Regions from separate parts of the Mus musculus genome. Here region 1 is linked to region 2. A link is a loop called in an ENCODE intact Hi-C map of the cell type or tissue named here. Cell type or tissue: left cerebral cortex. All regions are shown on one strand. Each heading gives the region's core, and the rest is flanking DNA. Links, peaks and the distances in the headings are about the cores only. Region 1 holds the start of Mir3080 (microRNA 3080). Region 2 holds the start of Nfam1 (Nfat activating molecule with ITAM motif 1).

Region 1 (15,370 bases), core at 3,579-11,578, 68 kb after region 2:
TGTGTGTGTGTGCTGTAATGCCTGTGGAGAACAGAGGACAACTTGAGCTTGCTGAGCTTGTGGGAATTTGGTTCTCATCTTCTGCCATGTCGGTCCAGGGGCTTGAACCCACGTCCTCGGGCTTGTTGGCAAGCACCTTACACAAAGAGTCACCTTGCCGTGACCTTGAACTTTCTATCCCCCTGCCTCTACCTCCTGAGTGCCCAGATTACAAGAGTGCACCACACCCCTCAGGACCCCACCGGGGGTTTTGTACATCTTAGGCCAGCACTCTGCCTTACATCGCCAGCATCTATTTGTGTGTCTTCTTTGGAGAAATACCTGTACACACTCTTGGCTCCTTATAAATTGGTCTGCTCATCCTTTTACAAGAACTGTAGGAATTTTGTATATTTGTGTATTTCTGGATACAAGTCCGTACTAAGGGAAAGGAGTTGGGATGCCAGACCAAGCAGCCAGACTTTCAGAGCCTGTGGGATGTGGACTCAGAGGTCTATTCTGGCAATATGGACAACTGCCCCACCCCACAAACCTCTATCTCTAGCTTCCCTGCTTCTTCCCCAGATATCTCCTGGCCAAGACTTCCAGGGCTACCGTGTCCCCGCCCTGCCGCTCTCCCAGGCCTGTGAAGGCTGGGGATGGGAGAAACTGCCTCCTTTCAAGAGGCCTCAGAGCCGATGCCACCTGCTCTCTGACTGCCATGACACACCACAGCCACCACTCTGTTAGATCAGCTGACCCCCCCCCCCGCACCCCCTGCAGCCCAGAGGCCAAGGCCAAGGCCTCCCAGGAGTTAGCCACCAAGAGAAGAGGCCCAGGAAGGAAGCCTGCCAGGGCAACCGCAGCGGGTGGGTCAGGCCCTCCCTCTCCTTGCTTAGTTAAACTTTCCTGAACTTTCCACAGTTTGTAAGCTGAGCTTCTCTAACTTTGAGAACCTAGGGAAATGTAAGAAAACACCACCCCCACCCCCAGCCCCCCAACCACAGCCACTGGCTGATTCTGCTCAGGCATTTGGGATAATTTTTTTCTCTCTCTGTGTGGTTACTCAGGGCTAGGAGCCCATCTGTAAACACAGGGCCTTGCTGCCTCTTTCTTGTGGTTTGTCATCAGTTTGGGCTGACTGTCCCCGTGCGTCCTGACTGTGGTTCTGTGGCTCGTCAGGAGGCATCCTTTCTGTGTTGTCTGGGTCACCTCACTGCAGGAGGACACAGCTGCTGCCCTCTAGGCACAAGGAACTGAGTGGAAACAGGACTTGATTAGAGCAGAGGGAGACTCAGGTGCAGTTAGGGGTTCAAGGAGCCACTTCTGGATTTTGGGGGGGTGTTAACATATAGAGAACTCCGAATTGTCTTTTGAGAAAGGTTAGGAGTCTTAACAGGGCAGCAGGACAGTCCCAGACAGAGAACAGCATGGGAGGGGGCTCCTGTCACTGGAGAGATCTGCTAAGAGGACCTTACAGCCAGCCACAGAGTCACACTGAGGACAGCTATCCAGGGATGGAGAAAGTAGCGGGTGAGAGAAGAGCCAGCTACGGCCAGCTAACCCTGGCTCCCCAACAGAAAAATTTTTATGGCTCCGCTACATTTACAATGATGCTCCCAAGAGCTAAGCCTCCAGGTCTCCTGTAGTGTTTCCTGGCCTCCCGGCCCACCAGCCTCTGTCCTCCAGATCCCGTGGCTGCTGGCCCCTCTCCCAAGAGAGCTTCTGGGTTGAGACGGCACAGTCTGCTTTTGTAGGATTGGGCCTCGGGCGGGCGGGCTTGCTCCTCTCTCCCGCAGCGCCCCAGCTGGGCCTGCCACCCGCCACCTGCCACCCGCCCACGTGGATCCCCCCTCTGCCCCTGCTGGCGCCGAGGAGGCTTTGGCAGACTCTGGGCCCTGAGGCCTCTCTGCTCAGTGATTACGCGGCAGCCGGTGGGCTCCGGAGCCAGAGCGAGAGATTTATTGTGGTTTTTAGGGGGCGTTTAGGAGCCGACGTGATAATGTCTGTGAACGCACTTTGTAAACTGTAGCGGGGGAGTGCCATGCGCACGCGAGGGGCGGGGAGCTCAGCCCCCACATGACATCCTGGGGCTTAGCTGAGAAGCCCCTCCCTCCAATTTAGAGGGTGGGTGGGCTGGAGAAGTCCTACTAGGCTCTACTAGAAGGGGGAATTCTAGGTTACATCTGAGGGAGCATTAGACTCGCAGGAGCCTCTCTGTGTCACCAAACAGCAAAAGAATGAGCAGTGAGCCAGAAAACTGCCCAAGTTCTCCCTGCTGGTCCAAGAAGCCCCGTTGCACTGGGGAGTAGCTTCCTGACTACTGAGTGGGAGGGAAGCCCCTGAGGTGCCCTTCCTCAGTTCTGCTGCTGCAGGGTGGGGGTTGGGGTTGGGTTAACAGCCCAAGCGGGCTGTCTCCTAGGAGGGGGAGCTGCACACAGGCATTGGAGCATCGCCATTCCACCCTGCGCACTTAATGTCACCACCTGAGGATTGTTTTAAGAGTTACTCGTTTTTATTGTGCGCGCGTGTACGGCATGCACGAGGCACGATTGCCTGAAATGTGTGTATGAGCACGAAGTGGGTGTAGATGCCCCCAAGGCTAACAGAAGGTGTCAGATGCCCCGGAGTTGCCCAGTCCCAGGAACTGAATCTTGGCCATATGCAAGAGCAGCATGCACTCTTAACCTCCAAGCCATCTTTCCAGGCCTTATCTGGAGATTCTTATCCCATTGTGAATATTCACTGAGCACCTTCTATGTGCTTGGCACTGTTTTGCACACTGTGGAGGTACAGTTAGTATAGCAGGAATCAAGACATTCTGAAGTAAGGCATAGTGGCCTAGCTCTGTAATTCTAGCACTTGGGAGGCAGAGGCAGGAGGATGAAGAGTTCAAAGTCATCTTTGGCAACAGAGCAAGTTCAAAGCCAACCCGGGAGATATGAGACCCTGTGTCAAATGAACCCCAAACAACAAAAGGAGGGGTATACCTGAACCCTTATACTCCTGGATTTGGGGGGAAAAGGGTGGAAGTAGATGATACACAGTTCAATAATTAATGCTATAAGTAACGATTGTTATTTTAGAGACCATAAAATGGGCTGGAGAGATGGCTCAGCGGTTAAAAGCACAGAGTGCTCTTCCACAGGACCTGAGATCAATTCCCAGCAACCACATAGCAGCCGATGACAGTCTGTAGTAACTCCAGTTCCAGAGAACCTGGCTCACTCACATAGACATGCAGGCAGACCAGTGCACATCAAAATACATAAATCTTTTTTTCAAAAAAAGTTGGAGCCAGGAGACAGTAAAACTGGAGAATTGGGGACAATGAGCCCAGAGAGGTCAGGCAAGCCCTCTATGGAGTTTCTGCTTTCCTCTCTCCAGGTAGGACCCCTTGCATGGTCTTCAGAACAATCCTGAGTCACTGGGGGGGGGGGGGGCAGCTGATCTCCCAATTACTAGCTAATACCTACTACCAACACCTGCAGCCTAGACAGCCTTGGTGGGGCTCCCAGATACACACTTAGGAGCTGTCCAGGTGGTTTAAGACTGGACAAGGGAGACCAGTCTGCAGCTGCTCCTGTATTCAAGTGCCTATCTCTCCTTCAATATAGACCAGGCTTTAGCCATAACAGCTATAGTGTCCTACAGCTACAGTGTCCTCAGAGAGGGACTGGATACACAGTAAAGTCCAGGAGATGAACCTGATCTATATTGAAGGAGAGATGGGCACTTGAATACAGGAGCGGCTGATAGTCAGCCACTGCACATGCGGCTGTGCTCCCGTGTTTGAACTGAAGCCATCTCAACCTGCTCAGAGATCTCAACCTGCAAGTGTGCGATTTGAACATAGGCCTGTTCATTATATGCTAATTTCCAAGCAAAGCCTCATGGTCTCCTGGGGACAGTTAGAAAGTCTCGTTGAAGTTGGGGCTGAGTAACAGCAGGCAAAGGAATGCCAGTGGGTGTTACTATCACTTGGTGCTATTCCAAACACAGGCCGTGAGTTACCTGAATTTAATCTCTACACTACCTGGTAAGATGGGGAATGTCACCAATAACCTCATTTGCAGACAGGATCACTGAGGCCCAGCAAGGACCAATGACTTATCCAAGGCCACACTGGTTGGTGCAGTGGAGGCTGGAGTGGGAACCCTTGCTTGGACCATGCTGGTGCTGCTGCTGCTGCTGCTGCTCCTCCTCCTCCTCTTCCTCCTCCTCTTCCTTCTCCTTCTTTTCTCTCTGTAGCCCTGGCTGTCCTGGAACTCACTCTCTAAAACAGGCTGGCCTCGAACTCAGAAATCTGCCTGCCTCTGCCTCCTGAGTGCTGGGATTAAAGGCGTGCGCCACCACTGCTGGGCTGTACCATGCTTCTAACTGTTCCCTTTGCCAAGTCTTGAGCTTTACCTAGTTGTGCTGAGGGCTCTACATGCATTGTCCCATGACAGGCTCATTACAATCACTTAAGTAAATTGGGCTTATGATTGGCATCTACACATTCTAAGAGGGAAAGCAACTGAGACTCTGAACCAGTCAGTCACAACTGGGAGGTTGGGAAATCAGTGTGTAAATCCAGGGTGGCCCATCTCTGAGCCTGGGCATTTCTCCTCCTCCCTGGCAGCCTGCTGTGTTGCTTGATGCTCCTAAAGCCCACAGGGGCTTATTCTCTCTCTGAGAGGCTGCTCCCCAGGCAGCTCTCACAGCAATGCTCAAGAAGAGGGTTTGTGAGCTGTGCCCGACTGCTGGCTGTTGAGCCAGGCTTGCTTCCTGGTCCCTTCATGGAGGAAGGCACCCACAGAGCTGTTGTGTCCAGGGGTTAGTTGAGGAGGTTGGGACAGCATTTTGAACATTTGCCTAGGTTGGGCATGTTTCCACGAGGAAGATCTGTCTGGGTACCAACCTGTCCTCCATCACAGACAGCCCCAACCTCATGGATGTGGTTCTAGATCCAGCTCTCAGGGAGATCTCACTTCCTTTGCTGTTTGAATACTCCGGTGTGTGGGTGTGTGTGTGCGTGTGTACACACACACACACGCACACACGCACGCGCAGGGGTAAAGGGGTGGAGGTGCAGGGGTGAGGGGGTGCAGGGTGGTGGTGGGGGCGGGGGTGGGGGAATACAGGCTCCTGGCATAGTGTTCTACAAGCCTTGTGATCTTCAGAGTATTCTGTCTCACCTGTTTTATTTCTGCAAAATGAGACCCTTGTGGTGGTGGGTTTGTGACATTTTTTTTGAAAACCTGTCTCTGGTGACTGGAAGGGGGCAGGTTCTTGGTAGGCTCCTTGCTATGCCTCCTCCACTCAAAAGTGGCAGAATAAAGGAAACTAAGACACCTGCCTAGGGGACTCTACAGATTGGCGCTGGTCCGGATCTGCCTACTCCTGCTGCTCAGGTTTTCTTCAGAGACATCAGCTAGTGCTGCGCTCAGATCCTGTGATCCTGAGGCCTGGAAGTGGTCTCCTACAGGCTGGGATGGCACAGCTGGGCCTTCCCAGATGGTCCTGGGCATTCTCCAGTTGCGGTGTATCTTCTGAGAGAGACTGAATGCCAGTCTGAGGGCAGCAGCAGTAGAGCCCCAGAAGCATTGGCAGTGGGATTAAGGTAGAGAAAAAAAATGAATCGTGGAAATCATTAGCTTTCTTGGTTGGCGAGAGCCGCCCCGAACGAACATTTGGGGCTTTAAAAATGAACATCAGCTGCAGGGACCGGTGCCCTGGGCCCGCCACGGCCCAGGCAGCCTCCTGGAATCCCGATCATGGCCATTCTCAGGTTGCGGCTCAGCCAACACTTACTGAGTGCCTACTGTGGGCTAGGCCTAGAGCCAGGATGGAGGTAGAATCCAGCCAGAGAGCAGCAGCCCTGTGGTAACAGGCAGCCACAGAGACAGGGATGCCAGCCTGTGAGGAGGCAGGCAGGCAGGGCAGGCACCACCATCCCCTGGGGACTGTGGGCACTCGGAGGGCCTGTCAGCAGTATGGTGTCTTTACAGAAGGCCTTAAGCGGGATGGGCATCCTACAGGGACGGTCTCCATGGGTTCTGGGATTTGCAGGTTGACTGGAGTGGTTGGCCAAGGGACGGGCAGGTGGGCCTAGTGGGGACTGAGGACAGCTGCAGGCCAGTGTCTGCTCAGACCTCTGCCAAGAGACACTGCAAGATGGAGAGGCATCTGCTCCGGGCTTCTTTTTTCTAAACTGCGTAGATATGTGGATTTTTATGAGAAAAGCTCCCATTTTTAAATGATGGGAATTAATTCTAATTAAAAAAAGAAAAAGCAACAACAACAACAACAAAAAGCAACAACCACCGCGTCAAACCAAGCATGGCTTCAGGCCTGGATTTGGTGCGTGGGCCAAGAGTTTCTCTTCTCTTTGGTTGCGGTGGTGATGGGGGCACCGGGTGGAGCTGCCCAGTAGAAGGTGGGGCACTGCAGGGGGGCGGGTCCCCCCTCCAGCGGCGCCGGCGCGCAGGGGGCTGGGCGCGGGTGGGCGGGGGTGGAGCGCCCCCCCCCCAGCCCTGCGCGCCGCGGCCGCCCGCCGTCTCCATCCGGGCCTCTCCCCACCTCCCGCCCGCCCGCCCCCGCCCGCGCCCCTCCCCCGCCGGCGCACGGCGCCCGCCGCCCCTCCTCCGCCCGCCCTCCGCCCGCTCTCCCTGGCTCCCTCCCGGTCTCTCTTAAGTGCCATCGAGGGGCGCCGGGAATTGCAGCCAGTAAATCGCGCCCCACCACTCAGCCGCGGGGCCACCGCAGCGGCGCCGCCCGCGCCCCGCCGGGAGCCCCGCGCCGCCCGCCCGGGCGCCTCTCCAGGGCCCGCGAGGCCCGCCCCCACCCGCGCGGCGCTGCGCAGGGCCTGCCCCCGGGCCGGCCGGGGCGCGCGGGGGCCCGCGCTGGAGGCGAGGACGCGGCGGCCGCGGGGCGCACGGCCCGGAGCGCGCGGCCCGCGCCCCCGCGCGCCCTGCCCGCGCCCGCGGCCCGCGCTCCGGAGCCCGGCCCCGCTGCCCGGGCTCTCCTGCGGGACCGATGCCGGCCCTCCGGCCGCCAGGGTAAGCGGGCAGCGGGGCGCGGCGGGGAGGCGGGAGGGGGGCGCCCGGCGCCTGCCCAGCGCCAGCGTCTGGCACGTGGGGGCGTCCCGAGTTCCCTCTGGAGGCTGGACAGGTGGCGACGACGCGGGGGTGTGATGCTCCGAGGCCGGCACTTAGCAGCGTGCCTACTGTGCGCGCGTTGGGCTGGAGTGAGGGGCGTTCGTCCCCATTGTACGGATGAGAAAACGGAGGCCAAAAGGGCAGATTGCTGGCCCTTGGTCTCCAGTAAAGAGCTGAATGAGCCAGGATTTGACCCTACGGTTGCTTGACACCAAAGCTACAGCAGCCCCCTCCAGGCACACACAGGCAATAGAGTGAGCGTATGAATATTTCATTGTCAAAAAGAAGGGGGAAAAATATCATCCATTGTCCCGCCACCATAATGCAGCCAATGTAAGCGTCTGGGCCCTTTATTTAGGCCTTGTTCTTTCTCTTCTACATGACAGTGTACTTTGGGGTCAGTGAGACCCTGGTTCCTTCTAACTGTGCCTAACCTGAGGTCTCCAGCTTAGGGAATAGGGGACGCCCTCAGGGTTGCAGAGGGGTTAGATTCGGGAAGGGGAGGAGGGCCTAGGGGGAAAGGGCATCCCTTGGGCAGGTCACATATTACCTAGTCAGTGCAGGACCAGTGCCAGCCTCAGAGGCTGGGAGGTGGGGCAGCCAGGCCTTGTGCTTCCAGCAGGACAGCCTTGAGCAGCATTGGACTGGGAGGGACCTCTGGCTCCTCCACCCTTGGCCTTGCCAGGTCTTCACTATTCCAGTACTGAATACTCCTCTCTGGTTCCCCTGCTGCCTGGGAAACGACCTACTCCAAAAGCAGTAGTGTCACGCTGTGCACAGTTGGACCTGGAGAACATCTTTAGGTCCTGGTCTCTCCCTCCCAAGCCCAGGTCTGGCATTTGGGGCCTGCTGGAAGCTTCCCTGGCCCAATTCCTTACCTGTTCCAGGCCTGTAACACTTCCCCACCCAGTACCCAAACTGGAGACCTCAGGACCCCCCTACCCTTCCAGACATCTGGGTATCTGTTTCTCCATTCGGTCCTCTGTGAAGTTCTGCTCTGCTCTAAGAAGTGTGTCCTTTTCCCTATGGCCTTTCCTCCCTTACATTACTATCTGTCTGGGACACCATTACCAGGCTTTTTTTCTTTCTGAAATGCAACTCTGAGCAAGGCAGACTGAACTCAGCTGTCCACAAATCTAAACTAGGCCAAACTCCCGAGAGTCCCCTGAGGCCGGGCTTCTCAGCTTCTTCTGCACACAACCAGCATAACGCCCTGTGAGCCATTTATCCTCTGCTCTGGGGTCTTCCCTGCCTAAGATAGCCTGCTCCCTTGAATACCACCCCTTAAGCCTCAGCACCCAACTGTGTCTTGCCCCGCCCCACCCCCACCCCATCCCTCATCTATTAGGCAGGTAGACTGTGTGCACCCTCTCAAAGGTACCCCCAGCTCTTGGAAACTCCTTCCTTTTAGGGCATTTAGAGTGGTAGGAGGCTTCCAGGTCTGTGTCCCCCCCCCCAAACCCCCAAGGAGCCTGGGAGCTCCAGGAGACTAGGTTGATGGGTCTCCAGGGTCTAGTCAGAGCTAGACTCCTGTGCCTGCTTCATGGTCTTTGAGGAACGCACTTGAGCAAGAGCAGAGAGGATCCCACACTTGTAGATGATCATTGACTTGCAGAAAGCCTGTCTCTTTTAGGGGGCAGGGCTCCTGCTGAGGAGGGTGCCCAATTGAGGACCCAGAATCGATTTGGCAGCCAGTCACCCCCAGCCCTCCAGGTCAGGTGCCCTCCTGGTTCTCTGCCACCTGTATTTGCTGGGGGTAGTAATGGTGGATACTTAGACTGAAGACAGGTTCCAGGGACCACCGGCTCCCTCTGCCTATCAAAGCCCACCCCCCATGTCCTCCTCAGGAGCAGGGAGAGTTATGTCAGGCCCTCTGGCTGGGCGCCAGGGCTCCCCATGGAACTATAAATTGACCTGTCGGGAGAGGGAAGAGATTAATGTCGGCCATCTTCATTAGCGCGTCCCCCGGGGTGACGGCGTCTGCCCTGAGCTGGCTGATTGGAGAGGGTGAGAGGTGGTGGCTAGGCCCCCCTACCCCCCACCCCCGCCACCAAAAGGCAAGGGGCAGAGGCCAGGGCCTGCCGGAGAGCCTTGGCCTCCTCCCACTGCTGGAGGGGCCGTCCCCGTGGCCTCTGCCTCTGGCAGCAGGCACACGCTTTGATGGAGGACCTGAGTGCTAATTGGGGGCAGAGATGCGCGGCCCGCAGCTCTGCGGGGCTCCCAGGCTGACACCGCCAGCTCAGCGGCATCGAAGGGCCTTCATTAGAGGCTTTTCCCCTGACCAGAAAGGAGCCCGCTGCGGGCTGTGGGGGGCTCCCCTCCTTTCCTCTCCCCTCCACTTTCCTCTCCCCTCCCCCCTTTCCTTCTTTATTGCGTTGATGATGGGGAAGGAGGCGGCTTTGGCGTGTGGCAGAGATGATGAGGGATTGGAGGAGCTATCTGAGTTTGAGACCTTGTATGTCCTGGAGACTCTGACCTTGGTCTGGGCTTTATGCTCTTCACTGGAGGGTCCTTGTCTGGTTGTCCCCCTGGGGTGTGGTGGGGGATGGGCATCAATGAGAGAGCCCCGTGTGGAGGCGTGCCTTACAAAAACAACGTGGATAGAATCGAGCGGGAGGGCCAGGCTGTGTGTGGGTTTGAGTCCTGTGAGGTCCAGGGCCAGGTAAGCCTCAGTTTCCTGGTTTGACAATTGCTGAGGACCAGTGTTAGTAAGAGGTCTTTTCGTGGTCAGGAGCTGAATCTGATCCCTGAACAGTCGCCCCTGGGGGCCTGGCGGCAGCAGCAGGTGGAAACATTGGATTGTCTATTATATTCTCTCTCCCTCCCTCCTTCCCTCCCTCTCCCTCCCTTCTCCTCCCTTGCTTCCCCCCCTCTCTGCTCAATGTCTCTCTATCTCTCTCTCATGTGTGTGAGTGTGCATTAGTCTCTCTTTGTCTCTCTGTGTATCTCTGTCTCTGTTGTCTCTGTCTCTGTCTGTGTTTCTGTCTGTCTCTGTCTCTCTCTGTCTCTCTGTCTCTGTCTCTCTCTCATATGTGAGCCTGTCTCTCTCTGTGTCATCCCCCCCCCCAAATCTCTCTCGCACTTTCTCACTTGTTCAGAAGAATCTACTGTCCCAGGGACTTATCCGCATAATGGTAGCCTTACCCTTTGACACTCCTCTAGAGAAACAGACCCAGGAACAAATAATCAGGCCTCAAGAACAGCTGGTACCCTGCAGAGAGTCTCCCCAGGCAGAAGGCTGCCTGGAAGGTTCTAAAGGCACTATTGAAGGAGAAATGGCATTGCTTTCTCACATAGACCTTATTTAGACCAGATTTGATACAGGGAGACTACCTAGTCACTGAGTTCCTGGCCCACCTGGCTCCTAGACCTGACTGCCCATCCAAGGGATGGATAGTCCTCTGAGTTCACAGTTCCTTGAGTTTCTTGGAGAACCCACCCCTTGCCCAGTGTCTCTTAGCCCTAAACTGGGGTCACCGGCCTTAGGTCTGTACCTCCTTGGTTTGTAAGGGTGTAGGTGAACACCAGAGGGACTCCTTCTTGTAGGATGGGCGGGCTCCCACCAGTGAGGGGCCCATAGAGACACAGTCTCACAGAGCCCGGGCTACCTTGGTACTACATAGTAGAAGGTGGACTCGAACCCCTTTCTGATCCTCCTGCCTCCATGGGATTACAAGTGTGCACCTCTGTGTTCAGCTTCCAAGGGTCACTTTCCAAGGCATGTAGCTTCGTTCCTCCAAGCCTCTGTGTCCCTGTTTCCTGGTCCTGGAGTAGGGGAGTCGCATGCTAACTCGTGCGGGGGGGGGGTGCAGAACGCAGCAGAGAAGGCACTGGTTTTTGTGGTCATCGATGACTCCAGGCTGCTTCCCCAATGGCTCTTGTGTGCCTCCTGGCAACCTGTGCTATTTACAGCACTCTGGAGAAGTGGGGAGTGGCTTGTCTGAACCTTTCCATCTTTCTAGCTGCCAGCTGGGGGAATACTTAGCACCCTCTGCACCCTGTGGAATGTTTGAACAAAAGTCCACGGTTTGAGATCTGAAGCGCCTGTTCTTGGATCGTGGCCCTGTAGTCATCCTCGGGCAAAGCGCTTGACATCTCTGTGCCTCCTTTCTCGTCTGGAGACCCGAGATGTCACAGACTGAAAACTATAGTGTAGATCACATTGGCTGTTAAATGCCCATCTTGTGGGAAGAGAACCCTGAGTTCTCTTTGCAACCCCAGCGGCTTTGCTTTGTGACGTCCCTCCTGACTCTTTGGGGGCATCTTTCATGGGACTGTGTTGTCTACCTGTCCCTACAGAGCTTTCTGAGACTACAAATACATGGGAGTGGTGGGAAGGACTTAGAGGGCTGGGCAATTTCTGGAACCTTCCAGGCTCCCTATGGGGACTTCCAGGGTTCCCAGCTTCCTATCTGGAAAATGGGACCAGACAGCCAGTTCTCACCAGCCCTTAGCTGTCTAGTTGCGTTTAACCTGATCCTATCTTCAGTGAGTCTGCTGAATGGCCCCCAGCCCAATTACATGCACGTTGGAGGACACTGTCATTTCAATTGTAATATGTTAAGATCGCCCTTTGAGAGTCACGTGTTGAAAGACGATGGTGCAGAGGTGCCTATTGTTGCTGCCTCTGCGTGCCCAGCCAGTCCCGCCTGGCAGCTTCCTTGCAGGAGCTGGCAACATGGCTGTCTGCCTCCGCCTCTCCGAGCAGGCAGGAATCACTAACGCGTTAGCAGTTTCATTAAGCCTCTCGCCAGCCTCCCCGCCTCCCTCCCAGCCTCCTCGGTAATTATTTCCCCAACCCTTCCACTCGCAGCTCTCTGGGATTGGCTGAGTAGCCCCCACCGCAGCTGGGTTGCTGGGGCCGTGCTGTGCCCCGGAGCCCCCTGGGCAACTCCCTTCTGACTCCCCTCGTTGCCATGTCAGCTTTGTGTCCCCCTGAGGCCTCCGTGAGAATGCAGATCTGCTGCCTGGCAGGGGTGCCAGTTAACCCGTTACTACCCTCCACATGTGCAGGCCTCCTCTGCACAGCAGACCTCCTCTGACCAGGCATCTCCTGGGACTGTAGCAGAGTGGGCACCGAGGACCCGGCTGTGAGGGAGGAGATGGACTTAGCAGATCATGCAGCCCAGGGCATGTGTGGGTATGGAGCATCCTGAAGACCTCCTCCCCAATCCATAAGATGAACATGAGACCCACCCCTCTGGCCTCAGTGACGGAATGGGAAATGGGCATATGTCCCTTCTTTGCTAGTCTAACCACAGGCCTTCTTGTGTTTTCACCCGGATCTGCTTGCATAGGGACCCCCTGCTGCCATGTTGCCTTTGATTTGCCTATGCTTGCTGAAGCCCGTGAATGGGAAGGTGGACTGCCTGCCATCCACTCCCACAAGCACTTTGAAGATGGAGAACCTGGAAGAAGGTTAGATACAGCTGAGACAGGTAGAGGCCATTATTTGGGCCTCTATAGCTAGTGGTAGCTGAAGCCGCCCCTGGGATTGTCAGTTATATAAACTGACACGTTTCCTGTCTGGGTGGAAGCTGTTTAGTGATTCTTTCTCTTACTGATAGAATCCTGACCGATGCAGGAGAAAACTCAGGAAGGGTTTTTACAAAAAGATGACATTTCCGAGTTGGGTTTTGGAGGATGAGCAAGAGTTTGTCCATCGAGGAAGGAGAAGAAGAGAACTTAGGGAGAGAGCCCAGCTGGAGCGGAGGGTTGGAGGTGTGAAAGGCAGGGGACAACAGGTACTGGCCATGAGGGCCTGGGCTTATGAGCAGGAGTAACAGAAAGGGAGATATGGTGTGGGAGCTGATGCCAAGGCGAAGAGGGGTGCAGAGCACTGTGGGAAGGACTGGTGGTAGGAACAGGACACAGGTCAGGGGAGGTGTCAGGGAGGGGTTGTGGGAGGAATGTGGGGGAGGGGTTGCGTGGGAGTATGATGCAGGGACCTAGAAGACTCAACAGGCAGCCCAGTGGGAAGAGGATTCCCGTACCAGGGCTGGAGAAATGTCCAGGGCCAGAGCTCAGGGGCCATGGTCTTAGGGCTGTGGTATCTCAGAGGGTTGGGGAGGAGGGTGGAGCCTCTGAATGGTCAGCTCTGACTCTTCTCCTTGGAGACTGCATGGTTTACAAGGTGTCAGTCAGGCTGTGGCTGCAGCACTAAGGGTTCACACTCAGCAGCAGGAGGAAGGCCTATGGGAGGCAGTCATGTGGTACATGTTGCTCTGGGCTTATAGCTATTGCCACTGGCTAGGATGCCCTGGAGGGGCCTTCCCAAGGGGAGGCATTTGAATTGGGGCTTGAAGTGCCTGACATGGGGACAGAGAGCTGTGGGGAGGGGAAAAGAATCCTGAGATAGAGGCAGGCAGGTCCTGTGGTGGGCTGAGCATTATCTGTCTGGGCACAGAAAGGCCAGTGTGACTGGAGCTTGGTGTGCACGGAAGTGAAGGTCTCAGATTATCAGGGCTGTGGGCCCAGAAATATCTTGTAGAGGCTCTGTCACGGCAGAGAGAGAAGGAGGAAGCCCACATCGGGGCAGGGGCTAAGATTGTCCATGAAGGGTGGGGAGGTGAGAGAATACCCGTCAGGTTTCCTGGGAGCAGGTGACACCACCCTGGAGCTGGTCTGAATGGGGTGCGAGCTCACAGGGCATCTAGACCTGGTAGCTAAAGCTGAGCTCATCCTAACAGAGGATCTGGGAGCCAAGAGCGTCTGTTGTGGCCTTTCCCACCCCACCACCTGAGCCTGGAGACCAGCTTTGCCAGATGGATCCAGCATGCTGTGGGCTGGCTGGCTGCTACACTGGCCACAGCTAGTTCTTACACTTGACCAGGTCCTGGCTGGGGTATGTTTGCCACAGCTTCTGCCTGTGACCTGCCACTCTACAGCAGGGCACTCACCCAAGCTGCTCTGTCTTTTGGGCCCATCTGTTTGGCTCAGCTAGAAGAAGCCTCAAGTTGGACAGACCGAGGCCACACAACCTGTATGGATGGGATGCCACCTCCCAGGGCTGTGGGTAGACATAGGTAAGGAAGGGAGGGTGGTAGCTGGCCCTCTGACATTTAACTGCCCGTTATGACTGGTGTGGTGGGGGTTTGTGTCGGGGAGAGGGAGGGCTGGGAGGCAGTCTGAGTTCTGGGGACTTTCACTTCAGTGCCGGGACCCCAAAAACCTCACTCTCACCCCCTCCATGACTCCACTGGTCTCTGCTTCCCCTTGAGTGCAATGAGGCCCACTGAGGTCCTACAGTCCACTTCTCACCAGGCCTCTCCCTCCCTCTGCTGTGGGATCCTATCCCTTAATTCTATCAGGTGCTGCTCAGGGTCAGGGTCATGGCTACCCCACTCAGTTCCAACAGCTTCTTGTCAGGCAGCGTTATTGGCTTAGCCGATTCACAGGGATACTGAGGCCCCATTTCCTACCATCTTTGTGCTGGCATTTGTGAACAGAGCTGATACAGCCCTGGTCCTCAGGGAAGCTCCCGAGACAGTATGAAGGGCCAGCAGAAGGCTAGCAAGCACATACAAGTGTGCCTTGTGTCTGGAGCAGAGCTATCTGGGAAAACTGAGGTGTGCTGGAGAGGGCATGCATGTTCAGACACCACTAGAGACTAGAGAGAAGAGTAGATGTCAGCCATGGGATTTGAGGGTAGACCCTATAAAGGGGGCGGGGTATCTATTCTGCTGTCTTATCTCCCTTTTTATCCCTGAGGGGGCCATCACAGAGCCAGCATCTCTGGGACTGAGCTGATGTGAACAGAGCCACGGGAGTAGTAGTCCTCCAACATCTCCACAGAGCTCACATCCTCGTCAAGAGCAAAGTGAGTCATAAGCCTGTAGGGTACCTCCAGGCACTGTGCCAGCCAGGAAAGGCGGGACAGGTACGGCGTCCTGGATCTGGGCTCACCTTGCAGTTCTGTAAGGTTCCTCTGTTGAGATGATCAGGAAGGAGGGTAACCACTCAAGCTGCTGCCAAGGGGCTCATGCAGCCCTTGGCGTGGGTCAGAACCTGGGGCTGGGAGCTAATCCCCGTGAGGCTGCCCGGAGGACTGAGCAAGCTGGCGTTCCAGTGCAGGCCTTAGTTTGTAGCCAGTGCCACTGTTGTGGTTCTTGGCATTGCCGTGTAAGTGGCCTATAGAACCATCACCGACACTGCTGTGGCATTCCGGGGCCGGGGTGTTTTAGTGACTGAGTGGCCCCAGGTGGTAGGAAGAACCTCACGGAGCGCCTCAGTGTCCCACTAGGGAGCTT
Region 2 (15,370 bases), core at 4,719-12,718:
TTAGGTGAGCAGGTGTTAGGCTCTGCCCTCCCTGGCAGGCAGCCAGAACAATACCTACCTAGGATAGTACCCCACATTGAGTGACCCAGAATTCCCTGAGGGTCACTGAAGGAATCCCTGAAAACAGTTGGGCCTACATTCTTTGCTGGCTTTGGATTTGAGGTTTCTGAGGGTGAGACAGATGTGTAGGTTAGACACACTCTCTGCAGCCCTGGGAGAGAGGCTGCCCCAGCCATAGGGAAAAGGAAAAAGGGAAGTGGAGAGGAGGGGAGGGTAGCAGAGGAGACAGAACTTTCCTAAGGAATGAGGCTAAGTCCGGGGACAGTCCTAAGAGACCTCCTGTAGCTGCCCAGCTTCCTGAACTCCACCCCTTGCAATAACCTTCAGCTGCCCTGGCAGGTGGAGGAAGTTCCTGCATGGCCTCCCTTTCCTGTCCCACCTCTTGTTCCCGAAAACTCCCCTGCCACCTTCCCATCCTACAGCCCTTCATCAGACAGCATAGACCACTCAGGTCTGTAGCCTTCATGTCTTCTTGAGGAATCCTTGTTAGAAGCAACTCCTCAGTGCCCTCCCATCTAGGGACCGGAAACAAGGAACCAGCTGCCTGCAGAAGAGACAGGGAGGGGGGCCCATGTGGCCTAAGTGGGTCTTGAACTCTTTTTTCTTTGTTTAATTCCCCCACTCCCACCCCAGACACGTCTTTCTCTGTTCCAGCCCTGGCTTTCCTGGAATTCGATTTGTAGATCAGGCTGGCCTCAAACTCATGGAGATGCACCTGCCTCTGCCTCTGGGATTAAAGGCATATACCACCACCACCACCACCACCACCACCACAGGCCTTGAACTCTTGATCCTCCTGTCTCCACCTCTCAAGTACTGGGCTCACAGGTGTGCAGCCAGCTAACACTTGTCTCTGTTATGACTTATTTTTGTCAAGTGATTTCACCTCTGTCTCTTTAAATCTTTCACCAAACAGCTTCAAGGTGGGATACACACACACACACACACACACACACACACACACACACACACACACATCTTGTGCCCACAAGTCCCACAGAACCAGAGTGCTGTGGGTGACAAAGCATGAATTTGCCTCAGGGGAGGCTAATTGTTTCCTTAATTGGCTGAGACTGCCCCTGGAAAGTCCCCAGTTGTGCCTGCAGAAGATGGGAGGGGTTTGCCTGGCGGCCAGTAAGCAGCTGGGAAGGAGGCTCTAGAAAAGACTAGAAAGTGCTTCCAGCAGAAGCAGCTGTCTGGAAGAAGTGAATTGTTCTCCTGCCCCCAGGAAGGGCTGAAGTGCCTCCAAGAGGCACGCTGGGGCCCTGCTCTCGGTTCCACAGTCTTCCTGGCACATTGTGTACTGCCTGACCCTGACCTCTATTCTACTACTCCACCCTGCTGCCATTCATGTCTGGGTCTAACTTGGCAAGGTGTTGGCCTCTGAATGGCCCAGGTTCCTTAGAGCGCCAAGGGACACGGGAGTCTCCTTTGAGGGCATTCCCACGCCAGCCACCAGGTGGCGCCATCAGCACAGAACAGTTCTGGGGCTGTCCATCATGGTCAGAAGAGAAATCCCAAGGTAGAAGACTCAGTAGGTTGACAGCTACTCCTCGGGACCTCCAGCAATTAGCTTCCTGGGTGGTGCTTGTTTCTTCCAGTGACAAAGCCATCCAAAGAGCCCCACAGGGTGCATGCTGTTACATGGAAGAAATGTTGAAAATGGGAGTTACCTTTGTCTTTCATTATTTCTCCACATGTTACGTGTATGTATTTAACATGCGAACCCTAGGTGCTTGTCCTAGACTGTCTGTTACCACCTCCAAACAAGTCATTTGTTCTATTTTTCTTACTATATGAGAGTTAGGATAGGTGTTTTGGTGGGAAAACCAGGGGGACTGCAGGATGCAAGAACACACAGGGGCCAAAGAGCCAGGAGCCCAAGTTCCTATCTGCCTTCGTCCTTGCGGTGGAACTTGAGTTCAGTTTTCTAATCTGTAAATTAGGGGCAATGATAACTCCTCCCACACAATGTTTCTGTGAGAATGGAAGTAGCACGTAGATGAAAAGCCTTTAAAACTAGGTCTCAAATGGAAGGAACAGCCAAAGATATAGGGCAGCCTGAACCGAGGTGAGATTTGGAGATGGGCCAGCCTGGGCTTCTTGCCAGGGCAGAAACCTCCCATCAGCATGCAGGGTGATGGGCTCCAGATGGGTTTGCCTGCCTCCAATGGCGGAGTTCATTCCCTCCTAGGTAAGGAGGTGGCTCACCGAGGGTCGGCTCGGGATTGTATGGTTTATCCTGGGGTCACGGTCAGCTCTCTTGCCCTGTTTTGGTGAGGATCTGATCAAATGATCAAACGCATCGGCCCGGTGCCTGCAGGTCAGCTACACAGGGTGGGAGAGCATCCTTCCCAAATGTGAGCCCAGTGTCCCCAGGATGGGAACTTTCCATTGCCACTGTTGGACGCGTGAGGTACAGGACAGAGGAGTGTACCTCTGACACCCTAGACACCCTGACACCCTGAACAGAGTGGTCAGAGCAGAGTGGCCACTCTCAGCCCGGATCTCCTTGCTGATAGGTCTCTCTGGGAGCTGGAGTCTTGGGAAGGAAGAGGTGACATGAAGCTGGGTCAGGGGTCTGATCCTCTCGTCCTAGTACCTCTGTGTCTGCAAGAGAAACCTCCAAGCCCAGGCCAGGCAGCAGTGGCTGGGTCCAAGCTCCCTTTCTGGGGCACTCTGAGGGGAAAAGATTGACTTTGGGGGCTGGAGAGATGGCTCAGTGGTTAAGAGCACTGACCGCTCTTCCGAAGGTCCTGAGTTCAAATCCCAGCAAGCACATGGTGGCTCACAACCATCCGTAATGCGATCTGATGCTTTCTTCTGGGGTCTCTGAAGACAGCTGTAGTGTACTTACATATAATAAGAAAATAAATTTAAAAAAAAAAAAAAAGGACTGACTTTGGTTTCTTCTCTTCTCTGCCTGGCAACAAGAAACATTGGTGGAAGTAAACTTAGCATGGAGACTTGTCTTGTTATCGAAGTTTTAGTCTAAGTCTACGGAAGCCCCACCCCCCTTCCCAGGGACTGCAAGGGACCACGTGCTTCCAGGTTCCCCTCTCTACTTCCTCCTTTAGGGCTGTTCACAAAGCCGTCCACCCGAGCCAGCCAAGCCTTCCTCCTTCCCTGGCGTCCCCTTGCTCTGTGTGCTGTCTGTCCCTTAGGTATTCAGTCTGAGCAGAGGTTCTCAACCTATGAGCCCCTGTTGGGGCTGCCGAATGACCTTTACACAGGGGTCACCTAAGGCCTTGAGAAAAACACAGAAAGTTACATTGAGATTCAGAACAGTAGCAAAATTAAAGTTACAAAGTAGCCACGAACGTAACTATTTGGTTGGGGGTGGCGGGCCAAGATTAGAGAATGAGGATGGCTGAGAACTGCTGCGCTAGGATAGTGGTTAGAAATCACTTTGTCTTCTCTGTGCCTCAGTTTCTGCACCTATTAAATGGAAGGAATTTCAGATACCAGCACATAGGGTTGCCATGCCCATTAAGTTGGAGGTGAAGAGTGTTTGGCCCCAGCGGCTAGGCTGGACCACACAGTCATACTGAGTTGTCCTGGGTTATCTTTGTTCCCTTTAGACATGGCTCCTCAAGATGGGCTCTTGCTCTTCTGTATCTGTTAGGAAGGCTGGTGCTGTGGGCAGAGGATGTGCCCAGCGAGATATAAAGGGTAGATGGGGGGTAAGCGGGTGCCTAGTGAGACCCACGCCACGGCTGACATGTGCTGGCCCCAGGAATCTCATCTACAAAGTCAAGCTCAGAGGCCCAGCCCAGAGCTGTGAAGTCTCTGTTCTTTCCTGTCCTCCTCCTACCTTCGAACCTTGCTACTACTTATTCAGGGCTCCTGCCTGGGGCACAGGACAGGAAAAAAAAAACAAAAAAAAAAAAAAAAAAACAGCAAATGGAATGGAGCCCAGGTGGTCTACAGCTCAAAGCACTGGGTGACAGGTGCTGGAGAGTCACGGAGACCTTTAGGTTTCTGAATGCGCCTTGGTTTGATGTCCATTGGGTTGTCACCTGGGTCAGAGGGGCTCTGCTTCTCAGGTCTGTCCCTGCCTCTTCCCAGTAGCTCAGGATCCCCACGGTGATGCAGCCCCTCAGCCCCCTCCCCTCCTTTGCTGTGTTCTCATCAGCCCCACCCAGAGCCCAGGCAGTGCTTGGCCTCTGAGCAACTTCCTGCACCAGCATGAAGTCTTGTAGAGTTGAAGACCTGTGCAGGGGGTAGGACAGTGAGTGGCTTGCTAGGTGTTCAGCAGGGTCCCGTAAGGCCCCGCTGCCTGCAGCTTAGGTGCAGGTATGCTGTCAGGGACTGACGTTTATCTGCACGGGATGCACAGCAGTACCAAGCACAGGCAGGGAGGAGCAGCTAGCTGGCACCTGGGCAGGCATGGGGACAGCACCAGTGTTGGGGAAGCCAGGATCTGTGTTTCAGGCAGCCTGGCACTCAGGCATCTCCTGGTGCCAAGTCATGAGGAGACTCACGGAGGCGCAGCCCGATGCCTTTAAAATGCTCCCTCTGTGCACCGAGGCATTAACATGACGTCTATCACCATGGCACCGGAGTGCTTAGACAATCTGCTCCCCGCAGGAGCTGGGGAGCGGCGTGAAGCAGATTATCCATGCTTCGCTGTGACACTTGTGATCATGTATCACCTTGATGGATCAACAGCCAATACCGCCTGGGTCCCAGCCCGCCCCTTCGCGCTGCCTCTTCTCCTGTTCATACACATCTTCCTCTGCGGGTGGGTGGCCTATGGCTGCTTGCCTCTGCACACCAGTCTCAGGGTTCTTGCTCCCAAACACCCTGCAGCTTTCACTGTTAACTGTGCAGAGGCCAAGGGGAAGGGATTTAGGCAAGGTACTGACAGAAGCCCCCATGGTGATATGAAAGGGTGGGGGAGGGGGGGAACATCAGCCACGTGCCCAGCCTCCACCACACTGGCACAAGTGGCAAAGAAAATCCAGGTAAAAATCTATCTGTCCTTCTCATTTATGCCCCACAGACCTGCCGGGATCATGAGCTAGCTGCTTCACCTCTTCATGCTGAAGTCTCTCACTGGTGTGGTGGGGCTACTCAGGGCTCTCTTGGGTTCACGGCTCTAATGAGAAAAGTCGAGACTCAGCAGGTCTGGCCCTCAACTTCTTTCCTGCTGCTTTTCTCCCCTTGTCCTCTCAGCCCCTACCTTTCAGGTCACAAAACAGACACGGGGCTCCAGGACCTTAGGAGTTCTCCCTAGAGTCTGCAGAGGATGGCCCCTCCCCCCCTCATAGGAAGCCATCACTGTCCCAGTACTGAGACCTCTAGCGCCATGGGGGCTTCGAGAGCAGAGCTGATAAGGAAGGAGGCAGTCAGGGGCCTGTGTCTCCTCTTGGGTGGGGATGGGGTGAAGTCGGGTTAGGGAGCCCCCCCCCCACCCTAGGAGGAGGAGTGGGAGGAGGAGGAGGAGGAGGAGGAGGAGTGGGAGGAGGAGGAGGAGGAGGAGGAGGCGTATCAGTTCAGGTGGATCAAGAGGAGTTCCTCCGAAGAACCAGCTACTGTCTCTCACTCCAGGATGTGTTAAATTCCCTCCGGAGGCTGGGACAAGTGGCTTAAGGCCCTTCAGCCTCCCAGTCTGCCACTCCTCTGCTTATTCTTCCCCCACCCTAGGCTCCCCCCACTCCCACCCCACCCCCCCTTCAGGACACCTTCTCAAGGGATGGCAGGGACCTTGCAGGGATGTCTGAGCAGGTGGGATTATGGTCATTTTTAGGGTTTCAGACCTAAGGAGCATGGCCACCCAGCTTCCAGGACAGGGTCCTCTGCTGCGAGGGACTAAGGAGGCCCCAGAAGCCCGGGAAAGCCAAGGTTCCTACCGCATGCTCTTTTCCCACTGTGTGGCTTGGATGAGTTGGAGCCCCAGGCTGTTTATCTGTTGGAACCCCTCACCAAGGTTGCTTCCGCTATTTCAGAGGGAGGTCAGGGTTTCTGAGAGGAACCGCCTTGAGGAAGCAGAAGGGTGTCCAGAGGAGGAACTTATGGGGACACAAAAGGGAACTCTAGCTGCCAGCAGGGGCCTTAGTCTGCAGTGACCTGAAGCGGAAGGAGGAACAGGCTTTGATAAGTGTCCAGCTTGGCGCACGGTATTCCATGGAGAGCTGGCTTCTGCGACGTGGGGCCCGAGTGCGATGCCTGCACCCACCCAGCTGGCTCCCAGCCTGGTGCTTCCTCTGTTTGCTGCCGGTGCCCCAGACCCTGCAGCTAACAGGCAAGTCTGTCTCCTTCTCACGTCCTCTTGTTCGCATACATCAGAGTGACTTTCATCCAGCGGGAACAGCTAATTCCCGGGACCTGTCTCTGGGGATTTGCTGGTTGCGTTTGAACATTGTAGACTTCATGTGGGAAGCCTTCGGGGACTGAGAAGATATTTAGCTAATGCCTCGTCAAGGTGGCATTTGAAGGGGTTGTGGGGGGACGGTGCTGTGTCTTCACCCCAGTGTTAACAGCTTTCCTGACAGCATAGCTTAGGCCTCCTGGTCCTTAAATAAGGAAGGTGGGTGCTGTGTTTTTGAGGTCAGGTGTGGAGTCCATGGAAAAGACAGCTCTTACAAGGCTACTGTGGTAGAGGAGTTCTGTTGAATCTGCCAGGTGGTGGAGCTGCCCTGGGTGCTGCTGGTGGTGGTTGGTGAATACAGAGAAAGGCAGTCAGAGCACGGCATCCTGGGGCCACACTAGAAAGGGTCACACTTAGCACTTTCTAAAATGCAGTCAGAGGCCAAGGATTTTATGACCAGCGAATCTCCCCAGGGCCAACACTGCTGTCCTATCCTAGTTCCAGGCTCCCTTGGAAGCTGGGAGGTCTGGATTCAAAGCAAGCTGTGGGGTAGAGGCCAATTTATCTAGGCCAGCGCACCTCCAAGGGTGTCCCTCTCAGGTGTGTTCCCTGGTGGTGCTGGGTAATGTCTGTCAGGCACTATGTGTTCTTGCCTTGGCCTGGCTAGCAGCTGGTCCATTGCTGACCCAGGGACACTCCACTGTGGAGGCTGAGTACTAACTGTTCTCTGTTTGACTTTACTTATTTATTTTATAAATCATGTGTGTGTGTGCGTGTGCCTGTGTGTGCCGAGGTGAGTTTACGAAGGTCAGAGGCCAGCCTCGGGTGAACATCCTTGCCTTCTACCTGTTTGAAATAGCCTGCCTGCCTGTCTGTTTGTCTGCCTGCCCACCCACCCGCCCATCCGTCTGTCTGGTCTGTCTGTCTGTCACTGCTGTGAATGCCAGGCTGGCTGGCCTGCAAGCTTCCAAGGATTCTGTCTCTGCTTCCTGTCTTGTGGCAGGAACAATAAGATCAGAGACACGTGCTACTCTGCTTTATTCGAATTCCAGGGTTTCGAACTCTGGTCCTTACACTTATGCTGTGAGCACTTTGTCCACCAACGCCTCTCCTCGGTGCCACTTTGACTTTGATGAGGTGACTGGGGGTTCTTTGTCCCTGGATTATGTCATGTCCCCTTTTTCATTTATATCTGACCATCAGGAATTAGCGTGTAGTGAGCCTTTAATGTCCTCAGCATCATCTCACTGACAGGGAGACAAACCCAGGGATGTCTATCAACATGTGTGGAGTCAGACAGCAGAAAATTCAGAAGTCAGGCTGCAGGCCAGGGTCAGCCTCAGCCTCAGCCTCCCCTGCCCACTGGGCTCCGCTGATCGACCAGATCACTTTTCTTTGCAAGGAAGATTCTCCCCAGGAAACTTTACTCTGAGGAGGCAGGAGCCAACACGTAGCCTCTAGAGCAGTTTGGGTACCAACCCTGTGGCCTGTCTTCTTTACTCTTGCTCAACCTACATTGCCCACCCACTCCAGACCATGAAAAGACAGCGAAAAGGTAGAATGGACCTGCTGTTGACAGTGGTTGAACTTCCACTTATGTGAGATGTTGTGGCTGGTGCCTGTAATCCCAGGACTCAGAAGGCTGAGGCAGGAGGATTGCTATTAGTTCCAGATTGGCGAGGGCCACAGAGTGAGATTGTGCCTCAACAACCATCATCCCTGGAAAAATAAAAAGAATTCCCACGTAGTCATTTGAACTCAATGTCCCTGAAGTCCTGTCTTTTCTCTGTGTGGTTCTTCCCTCCTAAGGCCAAGGCACTGAATTAGAGGAGGCTTTTCTGGCCAAGCTACTGCAGCTTCGGGGAAGCTATTTTGAAAGAGGATGAGCTACAAACAAAAACAGATTTTTTTTTTTTTTTTTTTTTTTTTTTTTTTTGGCCATGTATTGCAACAAACGGTCCACTACTGAGAAGTTCTTCCTGCTCTTGCATGGGAGGGGGAAGCCTGCTCCCTGCCTTCTGGAGCCCATTACAGGAACACACAGCCTCCTCTCTTGCTCCTGCCCCTTGTCTATCACAGCTTCTGCTCCGCCCCGTACCCCTGTTTTAGGCTTTAAGAGCTCTCCCATATGTGTGATCTCTCTGTGTCTGTCTGTCTGACTCCATCTCCATCTCTGTCTGTCTCTGTCTCTGTCTCTGTCTCTGTCTCTGTCTGTCTGTCTGTCTGTCTGTCTGTCTCTCTCTCTCTCTCTCTCTGTTTCTCGATTGCTTTCTTTAAGACAAGAATTGAATGTGTAGTTTGAGTTTGGTTGTATAAGTCAGGCTGGCCAGAAGTTACTGTATAGCCCTGGCTGGCCTCAAACTCTCCACCCATCCTCCTGCCTGAATGTTTCAGATGCTGGGACTGTCACCTCTTTTGACTGGGGTAACCCGCTTACCCTCTCTGGGCCTCAGTGTCTTTGACTAATGTCAGTCTCTTTTCTCTTTCGACTGTTTTCAAGCTCTGAGCTTTACTGATTTCGCTCTCAAATACCAACGGAAGAGGAAGTGGCCTGCAGAGCCTCCCAGGCCACAGGTCTCTAGACCCTTCAGGGAACAGAGGTGTACAAGCCCCAGGCCCACAGTCTCAGCTGGGTAGAAATCATGAGACTTGTCCCAGGGAACAGGACCCAGATGGAGCTCATTCGAGCATCTGCCTGTGCTCTCTGGCCTCAGATGTCACCACTCTCTTTGTTCCCAAACATGAATAGTTGCTCTGCCTTCTGCAAGCCAAGGCTTCCTGCCTCTCTTCCTGCCCCTCCAGCCTCTGTCACCACTGGGCTCTGCCTTTCATCTTCGTTTAATCCCAATAAAGAGCTTGGGAGGCAGAGGCCTGCAGAGAGGCAGAGAGGCAGTGGCAGGCTCAGGGAGTGCTGGGGGGGGGGAGTTGTTGTAGGAGGGGGAGTTGGGGGGCTGCCTGCTGGAGAGGCCATGGGCTGGGGGCTGGACCCAGAGGAGGACAGAGCAAGTGAGGTTGCACACAGGCACAGCATGGATAAAGGCTGGGAGACCAGAAGGCAAGCTGGGGGGAGAAACAGTCAGAGGTTCTGTCTGACTGGAGAAGAGAGTCTCCCCAAGCTGTGGGATGCGAGACTACCTCCAGCGGATTACAGTGCCTGTCTAGTGGAGGTTCAGACACTGTCCCCATAGATCTTCTCGCCACTACCTTCTTCATTGTAATCGTAAGTACAGTGATGAATGACAAATACTTTCAAAAACCTGTGCTGCCTGACTATGGAGAGAGAGGGGGGGAGAGACAGAGACGGAGAGACAGAGAGACACAGAGACACAGAGAGAGAGAAACAGAGAGAGAGAGAGAGAATATTTTGGAACATTCCAGAATATTCTTCCAGAGATACATTTTATTTTATTTTATTTTATTTTATTTTATTTTATTTTATTTTATTTTGCCTTAGAGGTATTGCTCTCTTCTGAATGAGTGTGGATGTGGGGGTGCTGGGTAAACTTGAATCTATCTGTGTATCTTGTCATCACCCAGCACAGTCCAAGCCACTGTGGAAGTTCGCCCATTTTGTTTCAGCACTGGGAAAGAAGAGTAGTAGTGCCACACACGCTAAGCAAGTGTAGGACCACTGAGCCTAGATTGTCTGCTTTCCAACTTGGTGTCCCTGAAATGCTCTTGCATATATTCTTCTGTGATGTGTCTCTTTGAGTCAACATTATGCCTTTTAAGGTCTATTCAGTGGCAGAGAGGTAGGTAACATTTGTTTCCACTGCTACAGAGCAAGGGTGACAGGCTATGGACCTCCAGGCTAAGCCTAGCCCTCCACCTCCTTTCTATGGCCAGAGAATTATGAGTGGTTTTTCATATTTTTTAAGTGGTTGGAGTGGGACTCAAAAGAAAAATATTTTGTGACAGGAAGATTGCACGCCAAGTTCAAATCCCCATGCCCATGACTGAGTTTTCCTGGGACACACAGCAGTGCTTCTTCATAGACTATCTGTGATGACAGAGTATAGCTGGGATACAGCCGACATGTCCCACAAGCCTGCCATGCTGTGTGCACACCCGCTGTAGAATAATATCCTGCTAAGTGAACACTCTGTCATCCCTATAGTCGTGCTGGCATTTCAGGGGCATCTTGTTTGGGGCTGTGAGTACACACATGGTCTCCAGGTGTGTGTGTATGTGTGTGTATGTGTGTGTGTGTATATATGTGTGTGTCTCTGTGTGTGTGTGTGTCTGTGTGCCTCTGTGTGTGTCTGTGTGTGCCCCTGTGTATTAGGTTCCCTCCCACTGAAGCCACTTCTGTCATTCCGCGTGGCTGAATGTTCAGTGTCCACAGAATAGCAACTGCATGCAGGCCTCTGGTTTTACATCCGTGGTTCCTAGCACCCAGGGGATCCTCAGAAAAGAATAACAACAGCAGCTAAATTAAGCTTATCAGCCTCAGATAGCCTCAGATAGCCTCAGATAGCCCTGGAAGGTGGGAGGTTCATCCTGGTTAGACTGGGCTGAATGAGCCTCTAGTCTCTCTGAACTGAGGCTCCTCTCTGGTATAAAGTCCCTCGTGTCTTATGAGTGGGAGATAACAGGGTGTTGGAGAAACACGGAAGTGAGCATGGGGTCTGCCCTTTCCCTGCTCCCTAGACCAGGCTTTTTGTGATAGGATTATGGCCATCAGGCACTGAAGTGGCAGCTGAAGCCAGAGGAAGGGGAGGGGAAACTCCAGGTGAACTTGAGGAGGTCAGGAAAGACTTGAGGTTGGCCAAGGGCCTGGCCAGCCTGGATTTGAGTTCTCAGAGATCTTGGCCAAGTTAACCCAACCACTCTCCACCTCCCTTCTCATCCTGCTGAGGTAGTCAGCAGTTCCCATGCAAACCTCTTGCTAACTATGGCAGGAGGTCACATCTCAGTGTCAGCGGGAGACCTCAGACGTGCACAGTGAATGCTATAGCTTGATGCTGTCTTCCCAGTGTGGGATCACTGTATACCCTGCCCACTGGAGTTCTATTGAGCCTAGCATTTCTCTCTTGACACCCTCTCCTCCGTGCCTGGCATTTGGCAACCTCATGCGCTGAGGTCTCACTAGGGTCTTTCCAGACCTCCTGCAGGGGACAGAGAGTAAACCTGTACACACCCACATCTGAGCCAAGGTGGGGCCAGGCCTAGCCTTCTCTCTGAGACTGTGTATCAGCATAGGGCTTATCCCAGATGAGGGCTGCAAGTCCAAGATGGAATGACTTTGACTTAGCATCCTGTGGGGACTCTTGGCTGGGCCTTGGGGGAATCCTGGTTCACTGGGTCTACTTGATGGGTGGCCATACTTGGTGGCTTTGATCTAGGTGCTGTGGTCTTGCGGGGTGCTTGGAGGTGGTTGACCTGGTTGGATGGCTGCTCCTATCCTGCCTGAGGATGGCGTGTACTCTTGTAGAGAAAGGAAGGGCAAATCATAACTGGTCTACTGCTGGTGAGTCAGCAGAAGCGGACCATGGAGCCCAGGTAGGGGTGGCCTCCATTATGTAGGCTGAGTCTCACCAAGTCAGGGTGGGCAAAGGCCTACATTCAAAATGCATCTGGCCTTTAACTAGCCAAGTGCCTTTCTTAGACCTTCTCATGCCAAGGAATCTGGGGACCAGAGAACAGTGGCTCTTCTCACAACCAGCAGTGCGTCCCTAGGGGGATGAACTCAGAAAGAACCATCCCTGACTGTCAGGATCCAGCTGAGCCCATCTAGGGCAGGTTAGGCTCTGCCACCCAAGGATCTTAAGAGGATCCTGGTGAGGTGGCCAAGGTAAGAAAAGCTACGGACATCAAAGACAGCAGAGCAGGCGGAGAGCCCAGGAGGAAGGGAAGCCACAGAGAGAAAGAAGGTTATGCATCAAGACCAGAAAGAATAAGAGTCACAGATCAGGCGTCATTGTCTCTGCAGTTCTCTTGACACTAACAGAGGCAGCCTGCAGAGCTGTGTCGAGGGAAGGAAAAGAGGAGGCCCCAGACTGGACACTGAGGAAGTGGTGGGCGGCAACTGAGAGTGTGGGATCTGGTGTGACTGGAGACTGAGGAGTCAGGAGGAGAGCTTGCACAGTTACCTGTTAAGGACAGGTCTCATGGAGCCCAGGTCGCTGCCCTTAAACTTGAACAGGAGTCAAGGATGACTTTGAAATCCTGACCCTCCTGCCTTTACCACCCAAGTTCTGCGATGCTAGCTATGCCCTATCACACCTGCCTTATGCCATGCTGGGGATTGAACCCCAGGGCTCCATGCACGCAAGGGGAACGCTCTGCCCACTGAGCTATATCTCCAACCCCGAGCTGGTATTTTAAAAGGAGACTGAAGGGAAGAAGTCAGGTGACTTGCTAATGCTGGGTAGGTTTTAGATGGCCCAGGTCTACTGGTTGGAACTCTGCGGTATTCTCCTGTCTTCTTTCTAAAATGCAATGACATTTTCCTTCTAATGTAAAAGCTCCCAGAGGCTAGGCCTGTTTTATGGCCACCCCACCCCCACCCCTGCCTCTGCCAGCCTCCCCCAACCTCTTACAGACCCTGATGCCCTGTTCATCTTTGCCGCCGCAAACCTTGTCTCTTACCACCTTCTCTTCTCTTCGGTGCCCCGACACAGTGCCCTGTGGGGGAAACTTCTAGACGCTTTACCCAAGAGCTTTCTTGTGCTTGAAACCCTCCTGCCTGCCCCTCCCCCACCTGGCTGCCTCCCACTCTTTTTCTTCCTTCAAAGTTCAGCCTGGTAAAGAGATGGGAAAGAAAGACATCAGAACGTTCACAGCTGCTCTGTCAGGGTGGCGAACTGCAGACAAGTCCGCCTTTCTTCTTGATCCTTCCCTGTGGTTTCCAGAATTTCTATGGTGAGCCAGTGAGCTGCTTTCACTTTTATGGAGGGAGGAGGTGAGGAAGGACCTGAAGATTCTAATTCAGAAAACAATGACCCAGTCTAAGGATCTCTTCACAGAAAGCTCCTGTCCTCTCTCAGGGTAGGTGGTAGCCTGTCCTCTGGGTCTTCCAGCCCCCTTCCTAGGACCCTTGGGGGATCCTCACACCATTCCACTCATCCCCATTCAAGGACGACGAGCTGAGCTCTGTCTCCATCTCTACCCTACCTAATACCCTTTTGGGGGTACTGATGTGTGAAAAGGGAGACCCTGAATCCCCAGGCGACCCAGGTCTCACTCACCAGCTTGCCAGTAAAGGGGCTCGAAGGGGGAACAGCTGTGAACTTAAGCCAGGCCAAACCTTCGACAAAGCGCTCTTTTGGTTTGTGTCTCCGAGTGGCTCTCCTGTGCTCTGGGGTCTGGGGTCTAGGACCGTGAGAACACGGGATGAAGCCAAGCTGTGGGAAGGGCCTGAAGCCAAGCCACATCTGCGCGCAGCTGTGATTCAGAGGTGTTGAACGACGTGACAGCCCATCCTGAGCGTGCCATGTGGAGAACATTAGCACTAAAAACTCCATAAGACACTCGCCGTTCAAAGGTCGCCTTCCAACGCCCGCGCCAGCCACTTGGCGACCGCTTGCCTGTCATGAATGGCTTGTCGGCTGCCCTGAGGTGCCCTGAGATTCACACTCTAGCACATGGCTGGGACTCAGGGACAAATCAGCAGCCCTCAGTCTGTGTCTTCCTGAGGACCCTTTAAAGAGTCGTAGCTCTCAGAGCTGCCAGAACGGATCGGAGGGCAACCCCCCAGGCCTCACATAAAGATCGTGGGAACGGCTTTCTTTTGGAGCCTGAAATCAAAGTGTTTTCCTTTAAAATCGACCTGAGCCAGGGCGGATCCCTTTGATCAGCACGCCTGGGCCCTTACTACTCTCACTCAGTGCTGCGGGAGGGATTGAGTTGCAAGCAGAGCTGAGCTGGCCAAGGCTCAGAAGGGGCTGGTGGAGTCTGGAGAGCTCACTACCCTGGTCAGGCAGCTGGAGCAGGACCAGTGAGGTGAAACTTTAAGTTTTTACCCTCTTCACCTCTGGTAGGCATAGTGCAGTTATTCCTCTCATCTGCCTCCTCCTTAAAGGGCCACTGCCAGCCCTCCGAGGACTCTTGGTTAGCCTTCTTAGAAGACTGTAGAGGGTTCCTGGGTTCACTTCCTGTAGAGCCGAAGGGTCTCCTTGAGCTGGGCAAACAGTAGCAGTTCCCCCCAATGCTTTTGGGATCCAGGTCAGTTCTGATCAGTTTTCTCTTCAGCTCCTCCCCGTTGTCAGGCCTGTCTATTTGATAACCACATTTAGGGAAGTGACCACTAATCTTTGAAAGATAGTCTTCCTTCCTTCCTTCCTTCCTTCCTTCCTTCCTTCCTTCCTTCCTTCCTTCCTTCCTTCATTCCTCTCTTTCTTTCCTTCTTTTCTCACCTGTCTTGGTGAGTGTTTCTCTGTGGAACAGAACCCTGGCTGTACTGGCATTGGCTTTGTAGACCAGGCTGGCCTCGAACTCACAAACTATCCACCTACCCCTGCCTCCCGAGTGCTGGGATTAAAGGCGAGCTCCATCACCTGAGAATGTTTCTTTTGTCTGAGTTTTACTTGCTCAGATATTTTAGAAACTAGCAGAATAGTGATGGCGGAGTTGGGAGCGTGGGGGGAAGGAGAGAAGGGCAGGACTCAGAGGTACCCAGCGTGGGGGGGGGGGAGGGGCGGGACCCAGAGGTAACCAGAATACAGTATCATCTTTACTTCATAGTCCTGCTTCTTGGGCAAACCTCATCTTGTCTCTTGAGCTTTTGTTACTTCGTCTGTGAAAGGGAACTGTGCCTGAGGGACAGCAGCTTCTGTTATTACTCTGTATCGGGACCCAGTGCCTGGGAACATAGCTCAGAAAGGGGGCCTGGATGTGAAGGAGGGTGACTCCAAAATCAGGGACTATAGGCCACAGTAACCCCAAATCAGAAGCTGCATGTTAGCCGGGCGTGGTGGCGCACACCTTTAATCCCAGCACTCAGGAGGCAGAGGCAGGCGGATTTCTGAGTTCGAGGCCAGCCTGGTCTACAAAGTG

What was found. Peaks named below come from ENCODE experiments on the same cell type or tissue, not always from the same donor. Only the 100,000 strongest peaks of a DNase experiment are listed, where the experiment ranks them.
Region 1: a loop joins it to region 2, with 2.2 times the contacts of the local background. A loop is called at or near these places in 3 of 42 quality-filtered maps.

What each region holds. Positions count from the first base shown.
Region 1 is chr15:82,955,073-82,970,442 of GRCm38, reverse strand. Mir3080 (microRNA 3080) reads left to right here and starts at 11,147; the gene lies at 11,147-11,225. It also overlaps a transcript of Tcf20 not described here. In left cerebral cortex, for the core only: a CTCF peak has its summit at 7,821; DNase peaks (open chromatin) are centred at 6,308, 7,226, 7,824, 8,201 and 2 more places; H3K4me3 peaks cover 3,252 bases; H3K27ac peaks cover 3,748 bases.
Region 2 is chr15:83,024,050-83,039,419 of GRCm38, reverse strand. Nfam1 (Nfat activating molecule with ITAM motif 1) reads left to right here and starts at 6,023. Exons shown (of 6, transcript NM_001271411.1): 1 at 6,023-6,307. The coding sequence starts at 6,190. Gm32620 (a long non-coding RNA gene) reads right to left here and starts at 6,104. Exons shown (of 3, transcript XR_384275.3): 1 at 5,916-6,104; 2 at 5,068-5,161; 3 at 830-1,697. In left cerebral cortex, for the core only: no CTCF peak of the experiment used is centred there; DNase peaks (open chromatin) are centred at 6,076 and 8,402; H3K4me3 peaks cover 391 bases; H3K27ac peaks cover 452 bases.